Regions from separate parts of the Homo sapiens genome. Here region 2 is linked to region 1. A link is an interaction called in ENCODE POLR2A ChIA-PET data of the cell type or tissue named here. Cell type or tissue: Caco-2. All regions are shown on one strand. Region 1 overlaps RNF128 (ring finger protein 128). Region 2 has its middle 10 kb from the start of RNF128.

Region 1 (2,500 bases):
AACCAGCCTTGCATCCCAGGGATGAAGCCAACTTGATTGTGGTGGATAAGCTTTTTGATGTGCTGCTGGATTCGGCTTGCCAGTATCTTATTGAGGATTTTTGCATCATTGTTCATCAGGGATTTTCGTCTAAAATTTTCTTTTTTTATTTTCTCTCTGCCAGGCTTTGGTATCAGGATGATGCTGGCCTCATAAAATGAGTTAGGAAGGATTCCCTCTTTTTCTATTGATTGGAATAGTTTCAGAAGGAATGGTACCAGCTTCTCTTTGTACCTCTGGTAGACCTCGGCTGTGAATCCATCTGGTCCTGGACTTTTTTTGGTTGGTAGGCTATTATTTATTGCCACAATTTCAGAGGCTGTTATTGGTCTATTCAGAGATTCAACTTCTTCCTGGTTTAGTCTTGGGAGGGTGTATGTGTCGAGGAATTTATCCATTTCTTCTAGATTTTCTAGTTTATTTGCGTAGAGGGGTTTATAGTATTCTCTGATGGTAGTTTGTATTTCTGTGGGATTGGTGGTGATATCCCCTTTATCATTTTTTATTGCATCCATTTGATTCTTCTCTCTTTTCTTCTTTATTTGTCTTGCTAGTGGTCTATCAATTTTGTTGATCTTTTCAAAAAACCAGCTCCTGGATTCATTGATTTTTTGAAGGGTTTTTTGTGTCTCTATCTCCTTCTCTTCTGCTCTGATCTTAGTTATTTCTTGCCTTCTGCCAGCTTTTGAATGTGTTTGCTCTTGCCTCTCTAGTTCTTTTAATTGTGATATTAGGGTGTCAATTTTAGATCTTTCCTGCTTTCTCTTGTGGGCATTTAGTGCTGTAAATTTTCCTCTATACACTGCTTTGAATGTGTCCCAGAGATTCTGGTATGTTGTGTCTTTGTTCTCATTGGTTTCAAAGAACATCTTTATTTCTGCCTTCATTTTGTTATGTACCCATTAGTCATTCAGGAGCAGGTTGTTCAGTTTCCATGTGGTTGTGTGGTTTTGAGTGAGTTTCTTAATCCTGAGTTCTAGTTTCATTGCACTGTGATCTGAGACAGTTTGTTATAATTTCTGTTCTTTTACATTTGCTGAGGAGTGTTTTACTTCCAACTATGTCGTCCATTTTGGAATATGTGTTATGTGGTGCTGAGAAGAATGTATATTCTGTTGATTTGGGGTGGAGAGTTCTGTAGATGTCTATTAGGTCTGCTTGGTGCAGCGCTAAGTTCAGTTCCTGGATATCCTTGTTAACTTACTGTCTCGTTGATCTGTCTAATGTTGACAGTGGGGTTTTAAAGTCTCCCATTATTATTGTGTGCGTGTCTAAGTCTCTTTGTAGGTCTCTAAGGACTTGCTTTATAAATCTGGGTGCTCCTGTATTGGGTGCATATATATTTAGGATAGTCAGCTCTTCTTGTTGAATTGATCCCTTTGCCATTATGTAATGACCTTCTTTGTCTCTTTTGATCTTTGTTGGTTTAAAGTCTGTTTGATCAGAGACTAGGATTGCTACACCTGCTTTGTTTTTTTTTTTTTTTTTTGCTTTCCATTTGCTTGGTATATCTTCCTCCATCCCTTTATTTTGAGCCTATGTGTGTCTCTGCATGTGAGATGGGTCTCCTGAATACAGCACACTGATGGGTCTTGATTCTTTATCCAATTTGCCAGTCTGTGTCTTTTTCTTTTCAGTCTATGTCTTTTAATTGGAGCATTTAGCCCATTTACATTTAAAGTTAATATTATTATGTGTGAATTTGATCCTGTCATTATGATGTTAGCTGGTTATTTTGCTCGTTAGTTGATGCATTTTCTTCCTAGCATCGATGGTCTTTACAATTTCGCATGCTTTTGCAGTGGCTGGTACCAGTTGTTCCTTTCCATGTTTAGTGCTTCCTTCAGGAGCTCTTGTAAGGCAGGCCTGGTGGTGACAAAATCTCTCAGCATTTGTTTGTCTGTAAAGAATTTTATTTCTCCTTCACTTTTGAAGCTTAGTTTGGCTGGATATGAAATTGTGGGTTGAAAATTCTTTAAGAATGTTGAATATTGGCCCCGACTCTCTTCTGATTTGTAGAGTTTCTGCCGAGAGATCCGCTGTTAGTCTGATGGGCTTCCCTTTGTGGGTAACCCGACCTTTCTCTCTGGCTGCCCTTAACATTTTTTCCTTCTTTTCAACTTTGGTGAATCTGACAATTATGTGTCTTGGAGTTGCTCTTCTCAAGGAGTATCTTTGTGGCATTCTCTGTACTTCCTGAATTTGAATGTTGGCCTGCCTTGCTAGATTGGGGAAGTTCTCCTGGATAATCTCCTGAAGAGTATTTTCCGACGTGGTTCCATTCTCCCCGTCACTTTCAGGTACACCAATCAGACGTAGATTTGGTCTTTTCACATGGTCCCATATTTCTTGGAGGCTTTGTTCATTTCTTTTTACTCTTTTTTTTCCTCTAAACTTCTCTTCTTGCTTCATTTCATTCATTTGATCTTCAATCACTGATACCCTTTCTTCCACTTGATCA
Region 2 (2,500 bases), 53 kb before region 1:
ACATTATTTTTTTTAATTTTAGCCATTCTGGTAGGTATGCAGTGATATCACACTGTGATTTTAATTTGCATTTCCCTAATGGCTAATGACATTTAACATCTTTTCGCGTGCTTATTTTCCATCTGTATTTCCTCTTTGGTGAAATGTTTATTCATGTCTTTTATAATCAGACACAAGCATCCAAAATAGGAAAAAGTTCTTTTTACATAGGAATTCAAATAATCAGTGGATAATATGGTTTTACAAAAGAAAGAAATGCTGTTCAATGGGGATTTTTTTTAATTGGCTATCTGCTAAGACAGATGCCCTAACATTAACTCTTACCCCAGTGAAGATGTTTTTGTGGAGGACTAGGAAAATAGGACCCAGGAACAAAACTTGCCTTTCTGATACCTTGACTGTAGACAGAATTGAGAGAATACAACTGGAGATAAAAGAGAGCTTTTAGCAGGTATCAGATTCAATAATTTCATGAATGCATTTTCTAGCAAGTATCTGTAGTGCAGATATTTTATGTCCTTGGTATGCTTTGGATATATTTAGATGTAGTTTGTTGCCTTGTTTTAGGAGTCCAAGTTGTATACCTACCTGGACAGAGAGCTGTCTACTACAGTTCAGGCAGGGCAACAGAATTACCTGCAGGCTAAACTACTCTTCTCCTCATAAAAGAGATTGAATAAAAAGCCTACAATGACAGTCCACTGCCCAGTGAATCAAGACCAACTCCAAAATATGTTATTCAAGGTCAACAAAGCCCTAACCTACCTTTTCTGCCCAATCTCCCACTACTCCTCCTCTGTACTCTAGCCAAATGAAAATACTGTTTCCCAAATCTGCTCTGCTCTGTCCTGACTCTGAGCTTTTGTTACTGCTATATCCTCTACTGAAATACCTTCCCTCACCATTTGTGTCCATCAAAAATCCCACCTATCCCTCAAGGTCCTGCAGTTATCCATGAAACAGCCCCTACTTCCTTGAGTCAGAGGCAAACATTCCTGCCTCTATTCTAGCACAGGACTTTGTACTCCCTCACAGCACTTATCTCTCTGACCACTCTTTTGTTTAAATACCACACCAACGCAATAACATGGATGAATCTCAACTGCATTTTGCTAAGTGAAAGAAGTCAGACACAAAAAGCTACATGTATATGACAATCCAGAAAAGGCAAAAACCATAGGGAAAGAAAACAACTGAGTAGTTACCAGGGATTAAAAGTGGGAAGGGGTTTTGACTATAAAGGCATAGCATGAGGGAGTTTTTGTGGTAATGAAACCATTCTATATCTTGACTGTGATGGTAGTGGTTAAATGACTGTATATATTTGTAAAAACTTATATAACCATATACTAAAAAGGGTGAATTTTACTCTATGTAAATTATACCTCAACAAAAACGTTAGGAAAAAATCATACCAGCTAGGCAGCAAACTAGATAGCCTGCCCTCAAATTCTTGCCAATCATTTACTTGCACTTCAAGTGATGTGCCAGAGCAAGATCTGTGGCTACAAAAAAGATACATGGTCCCTTCTCTCAAGAAACTGTCTCTAATGAAGGAGATAGGCATGTAAGTAAATAAATGCAATATAGTATGAAAGATGCCATATATATTATGTGTAAAATACAGTGAAGAGGTAAAGGAGGAAGTGGTCAGATTGACTTAGATTGTTGAAGGCCTAGAATTCCAGGTTAAGAAATTTATATATTGCCGGTCACGGTGGCTCATGCTTGTAATCCCAGCACTTTGGGAGGCCGAGGCGGGCAGATCACGAGGTCGGGAGATCGAGACCATCCTGGCTAGCACGGTGAAACCCCGTCTCTACTAAAAATATATAAAAATTAGCCTGGCGTGGTGGCGGGCGCCTGTAGTCCCAGCTACTCAGGAGGCTGAGGCAGGAGAATGGCGTGGACCCGGGAGGCGGAGCTCGCAGTGAGCCGAGATCGCCTCACTGCACTCAAGCCTGGGCGACAGAGCGAGACTCCGTCTCAAAAAAAAAAAAAGAAAGAAAGAAATTTATATTGTATTCAATATGCAATGAAAAGTGACATAATCATAGCTAGGTTTTAGAAAGTATAATCTGGCTGTAATATGAAGGATGATTTGGAATAGGGAAGAGACTAAAATCAATTAGAAGGCTATTTACAATAATCTAAAAAAAATTAATATCACTTCTCTTTTCTAGTAGTAGACAATTGAGATCAGACTGTGCTTTCAATTAAAGCTTATATTGCTGATAATCTAGATATGTGAAAGTAAAAACAAAGAGAGGACCCACAGATCTTTTCTTGATACCGTTAATAGGGTTAACTCTTAATTTAACTTGTCGCATTCATGTTTTTATCTTCCCCAGCAAATTTGTAGGACTTTGTAGACAGCAGAAGCTCTAAGAATGTTTATTCTAATGAATAGAGCAGATGAATTTTATTTTAAATCACTGAAACTCCAAAATAGAAAATTATAATACCTCTATGCCCAATGATAGTTACTGCTTACAATTTT

What was found. Peaks named below come from ENCODE experiments on the same cell type or tissue, not always from the same donor. Only the 100,000 strongest peaks of a DNase experiment are listed, where the experiment ranks them.
Region 2: POLR2A ChIA-PET joins it to region 1 with 6 read pairs; 3 of 35 experiments call an interaction of 5 or more read pairs at or near these places.

What each region holds. Positions count from the first base shown.
Region 1 is chrX:106,768,037-106,770,536 of GRCh38, forward strand. The region is part of intron 1 of RNF128 (ring finger protein 128); the gene reads left to right. Among named protein-coding and RNA genes, the nearest start is that of TBC1D8B, 33 kb to the right of the region's middle. In Caco-2, no CTCF peak of the experiment used is centred here; no DNase peak of the experiment used is centred here.
Region 2 is chrX:106,715,215-106,717,714 of GRCh38, forward strand. It overlaps a transcript of RNF128 not described here. Among named protein-coding and RNA genes, the nearest start is that of RNF128, 10 kb to the right of the region's middle. In Caco-2, no CTCF peak of the experiment used is centred here; a DNase peak (open chromatin) is centred at 977.